Regions from separate parts of the Homo sapiens genome. Here region 1 is linked to region 2. The links are chromatin loops, found by intact Hi-C in ENCODE. Cell type or tissue: gastrocnemius medialis. All regions are shown on one strand. Each heading gives the region's core, and the rest is flanking DNA. Links, peaks and the distances in the headings are about the cores only. Region 1 overlaps LOC105374313 (a long non-coding RNA gene). Region 2 has its middle 21 kb from the start of LINC01998.

Region 1 (2,802 bases), core at 251-2,750, 84 kb after region 2:
GAATTGCGAAGATTTATTAACCACAAGAGTTAAAGTATATTTGGGTTCATGAGCTGCCCGATTCTCCTTGCTTGATGCTCTGCAAATAAAAACCCTCCTTTCTCTTGCTGCAAACCTCACTGTGGATGTTTGGTCTTACTGTTCCAGGCAAGTGGACCCCAGTTTGGTTCAGTGACACCCGGGGCCAGGGAATAGGCTTCTGCTATGCCGTTGATCTGTCATCCTCAGCATGTGGCTTCCACTTTCTAGTCTAAGGCTCATGCAGCCACCACTTCTGCATTCCAGGCATCAGGAAGAAGAAGGGAGAGCAAAAGACAGGAATCTTCTCCATAAGGCACTTCCCAGAAGTTGCACATGTCACTTCTACTCACATCTCATTGGCAGAATTAAGTCACGTGATTATACCTAACTAAAACAGAGGCTGGGAAATGCGGTCCTTGTTCAGAGCAGCCAAGTGTCTGGCTAACATTCAGCAAAGGAAAGCGTATCTATTATTAAGGAGAGGGGAGAGAACCAATTATTGGTTTCTGCTACATGGACGTTGTATAAAGGGCCTTAGCTATCATGTTGGAATAGTTTGTATTTAATTCATCTAGGAATTTGGAGACAATACATTGTTTAGAGGCAAAAATGTGACATTATTTTACGAATATAATCCATCTTTCAGTGATCTGTAGGAGGGACTAAAAGAAGGAAAACTTGAAGCAGGAAGGCCAAATCCGTGATGGCAACAGGTAAAGCAAGAGGTAATGTGGACAGAATTTAGCAGCAGCAGTAAGAATAGAAAGGAGACACTCAACTGAAAAAATGGAACCAAAAAATTTGGTAACTGAATTTACTGTGTGGATGAACAATGAAATGAGAATGTCAAACTTCAGTCGTGACTGCCCAGAATGGAAGAGCACAAGCTCAAATGTCTACAGAGGCCCTGTAGATAAGTAATTGGGCAAAATGGGCTCCCATATCACCCAATAGGAAGGCAGGGGGCCTTCCTGGTGCCTAGCAATAGAAAAGCTGCTCAGGCCCCTGGAGACACCACTGCTCAGACTTTGAATACCACTGGGGCCGTCTTGGGGGGCAGGGGCAGGGAGATAGGAGTCTCAAAAGAGACTCCTACAGCAGGAGAAATAAAACATTTATCAATATCTCCCACTTAAAAATCTCAAACTACCCTATTAAATGAGTATAAAACACTTATATAACCACTTCCACCCTAAGCCTCCAAGATGGATAAGGATTATAAAATAGTCAGCATTTCTACATGCCCTAACAATATCTAAGAGCTAAAATTTATGTAATGTTTTGTTGTTTTCATTTTTTTAAAATTCATTTATTTACTCATTCTCTTAAATGGGATTCCCATTTTACATGTGAGAAAACTGAGAAATAGTCATGTTAACTAACAGTCATATTGCCGGAAGGGGTAAAGCTGAGATCCTAACTCGGGCCTTTCTGCCTCATCATCCCAAGGTCTCCCACCTCTGTTACATGAATGAGCAGAAAGCGATCACTTCTGGATTGTGTGGATGTGCATGCATGCTGTCAATTTTATTGATCACAAAGAGCTAAGAATGCCCTGAGTAATCTGGAAAACACAATTGTTATGTCACTTTCAGAAAAACTGCTTCCGTGTGGATTGGTAGTCAGTGTTCCTGTAATATGAGAGTTTTCTCTTCACTTGGGACATTGAGACCTAGTGATGTTTCTGGCTTTCTGAAATCTCTTGCACATATTCTCTTGGTTGGTGTGGCAACTGCTTCTGTTGCTGCTACTGACGTACGCAGGCCTTTCATGTTGCTCACTGAACTTACTGAGACTTCTAGGTTGGCTCATGACCCAGATGCATTCCTTAAACTCTTCCCACCTGAACTCATAAACACACAAACCCTGCTTTGAGCCTCCTTCAGAGAATAAAATCTCTGTTAACCTGGAATAAAATATATCTAGTAAATAAAGAATAATGTATTACCATTGTTGATGACATAAGGAATTTTGAAACAGCCCAAACATCTCATCATAGGGTTTTATGTGCCCTACTTATGTATCATCATAAGCTTATAATGAAAGAGCTACTCAATGAAATGTTATTTATTTATTCATTAAAAAATGGTAAATGAGCAGTCAAGAAATTGAATGTGGCTGTGGTTTTTATCACGTTAAAAAAAAAAGGAAAATGGCAGGAAGGAAATATACCAACATTTTAACATTGGTTACATAGCCTGTAGCACATTTAAACAGAAAGAAATCTTGTTAAAGGAACATTTTGTGAGAACTGCAAATCAACAGAACACCAGCATCTCAGCTGTTAGATTTGGTTCAGATATTGATCAATAATAATAACAAGAGGGGTTCTTTACTTAAGACTTCATGAAGCGAATAGAAATTTGAAGAGAATGACTAAACCCATGCTTTAAAGCAAGAATTATATGCAGTCTTACAAGAGAGTGGAAAGCATGATGAAGAATCAAGTCCTGGAGTCAGACTACTAATTGCAAGGCTTTAGGAAAGTTACTTAACCTCTATGTGCTTCTATTTCCTTTTTTTAAAAAAAATGGCACGGTGAAACCCCGTCTCTACTAAAAATACAAAAAATTAGCTGGGCGTGGTGGCGGGTGCATGTAGTCCCAGCTACTTGGGAGGCTGAAGCAAGAGAATGGCTTGAACTGGGAGGCAGAGCTTGCAGTGAGCTGAGATCGTGCCACTGCACTCCAGCCTGGGCGACAGAACGAGACTCTGTCTCAAAAAAAAAAAAAATGGTGTTGTTGAGGATGAAATAAAACTACCTGGCAAACAATAAGTACT
Region 2 (2,802 bases), core at 127-2,626:
TACAAAGTAAAGTACACCAGTAATTTTTTTAGCATGAATCAACAGCTCAGCAGTTCTGGGCTCAATTGGGCCCACAATGAGTACTTTCTCTTGTCATTTAATAGGCTTGGCCTTGAGTCAACAGCTTCTGAATAGTGCTGTTAATTAGATTGGCTGTTTCTATTTCAGTTGTTCAAAGCTTTCAGAATGCTAAAAAATATTCGTAAACCTTTGTCTGCTGCCAAGGTAAAGATATTTACCTGGGAAAGGAGTGCCATATGTAACCTGCCCTGATTTGAACTCACCCTCCCTTATACGACTGTCCTTGGGAAAAGCCTAAGAGAGTTCATTTTTTAACAGATTCCAGTGGTGGTCATTATTTCTTGACCAGAGATTGCTCCCTGGAGGCAGAAGTCACTGGGAGGCAGCTACAAAGTGCTGCAGAGGGTTCAGTAATCCCTAATCATGGAGACCAGTTACAAAGGCCTTCATTAAATTATTAACCTCTGCAACAACAGAAAGAACTATTTTCATTTTTATAAGAATGGTAGGCAAGGGTCAGGTCATAAAAGCCTAGAGATGTCATGCTAAGGAAGTCAGATTGGATACTGCAGAGAACTGTTAAAGAAGGGGAGTGACACTCAAATATGCATTAAGAAAGTCCATCAAGCAACAGGATAAATGAGAAGGAGGGCAGGAGGTCTTTAGAACAGTCTGGGAGAGAGACGATGGGGTCCTGGTTTTAGGCTGTGACTATGGGAGAACCCACAGAGGGTAGGTTCAAAAGAGAGGAGTCAACAATAACCCATATTGCTACATAAATCATAGGTTGAAATGAACATTTCAGAGTAAAATGCCAAAACTAAACAAGGCTTTCCTTGGAAGGAATGGGAAAGATTGAGAATCATGATGAAATACAGCATTAAGCTAAAAGCAGTGACACCTCAGGGGTAGGAAGGATGATGATTGTAGTTCGGGGGACTTTAGTCCTCACTCCACTCTTGGTATAGAAAATCGAGGTTTTCCCAATATTGTGAAAGTTACCATGTAAATGCAGCTTCCAGCCTCCTTCTCTATTTCCAAACATATGAGTACCTTAAACCCCTCCATTATAGAAATTCTGGATCTTCTCTTACCACTAACCATCATATAAGATGCTGCATGTTTTCGCAACAAGCATGTGCTCTTCGAAATAATCTCTATTTCGAAGCCAAGATCAGTGACCCCAGCTTCTTTGCTTAACTATAAATTAAACAGTCCTTCTGTTTTATAATTATTACTGCAAACATGTAAAATATCCAGATGGGCTACCTCTTGAAACAAAGAACAAAAAATGGCTTTTTCAATGTAGGGTGTCAACTGCAAAGAAACAACCCCATAGAGAAGCACTCATGCTTTAGCTACGACAAACTGTTTCCAAATCAGAGGCTGAGACAACCATCTTAAATATAGAAATCTCTGCACCAGCAGTGTCCTTTCTGCCCTCTCAAAGCCTGCCAGGACTTGGAGGCTGTGTCATAGATCAGTGCCACCCACAACCAAAGGGCTGAGGACTTCTGGTAATTGTTGAAGCTTCACCAATTGTTTCCAAGGCATATCAGGTCTTGGAGCGACAAGTGAGATTCCCTTTGAATCATCTCCCCTTTCACTCCGGCCAGTTCAGAAGTTGCCAACCAGCTGCTGCCTCATCTCCCTATGGCAGCCACCTGACACCACTTTGGGCTTTATGCCTGTACCACTGGAACTCAGTGGCAAAATCAGATCCAACTCAGCATTATCATGGGCACTGCAGAAGTGGTCTGTTCTCAAGTTTTAGATGTTCCTTTGTGTTTGGCGTTCCTTCCTCCTGGCTGTCTCCCTGACCTACTCTCTGAGCCGGCCTGTATCTTCTAACCTATTCATTGAATACCTACCACAACAAACTAGACTCTCTGTGGGGGCTCTAAGATGCACAGGGCATGGTTCCTACCCTCAGGGACTTGAAAAACCAGCTGGAGAGAGAGAGGAATATGCACAGCAATACTAAGCAGCAACAACATTCTCTTAAAGGCACACATTTTTTTTTTCAATGTTCTCTGGTCTCTCCATGTGTCTGTGTGGATATGAGTGCCAAATCAGAGGTATGATGTGAAAAAATGGTATTTATCTGTGGAGGTTACAGATCATTGCTTGTGAGGTTCATGGGAAAAGCGTGGACAAATTTGGATAGTGTATACATGGCTGGGTGTATCAGGAATACAAAACCCCCACAGGCTGGGACAGAATACCTTTCACTACCCAGATTCGTTTCATTCATATAAATTTTACCTGAGGTTAGTTTTTAATTTTTTGGGTAGCTAGACTGTGGGATCATGAAAGGAATTTCCAGGAAACTAGGTAAATGTAGGTGAGATATGAAACAAATGTTTTACTTCAGTGTAAACCTAAACAATAGAGTCCTAATAAACTCTGTTTTTAGGTTTTTGTCCCTCCCCTGCAAGGTAGCAAAGGAGTGAAACCAGGAAAAGGATGAGTGGAACCCCCACGGCATCTTCCAGGCCTCTGGTTTTTCTTCATCCACTGATCTCTCCACAGAGAAGAAATTATATTTAAGGTCCCAGTGAAACTTGACCCTAACTAAAGCATTCTGTTCAGAAGTTTCAACCCCTAAGGGAGAAAAAGCTGTTCCAAAGGGCCGATCTTACTTTTTGTTGGAAGCTTCTGAGCTCTGTCTGTCCAAAGAACATTCTGCTGATGAGTCACAACAGACGATTAGTTAGGACTGCTTGGTTTTTTAGGAAACAGGCATTGTACAAAGTGTAAGGATCTCTCTGGCAGTTGGGA

The links. Hi-C counts contacts between places; a loop is a spot of excess contacts. Peaks named below come from ENCODE experiments on the same cell type or tissue, not always from the same donor. Only the 100,000 strongest peaks of a DNase experiment are listed, where the experiment ranks them.
Region 1: a loop joins it to region 2, with 8 times the contacts of the local background. A loop is called at or near these places in 1 of 110 quality-filtered maps.

What each region holds. Positions count from the first base shown.
Region 1 is chr3:150,144,115-150,146,916 of GRCh38, forward strand. The region is part of intron 2 of LOC105374313 (a long non-coding RNA gene); the gene reads left to right. Among named protein-coding and RNA genes, the nearest start is that of LINC01998, 64 kb to the left of the region's middle. In gastrocnemius medialis, for the core only: no CTCF peak of the experiment used is centred there; a DNase peak (open chromatin) is centred at 1,777; H3K27ac peaks cover 2,500 bases.
Region 2 is chr3:150,059,886-150,062,687 of GRCh38, forward strand. No RefSeq gene overlaps it. Among named protein-coding and RNA genes, the nearest start is that of LINC01998, 21 kb to the right of the region's middle. In gastrocnemius medialis, for the core only: no CTCF peak of the experiment used is centred there; a DNase peak (open chromatin) is centred at 1,576; H3K4me3 peaks cover 586 bases; H3K27ac peaks cover 2,500 bases.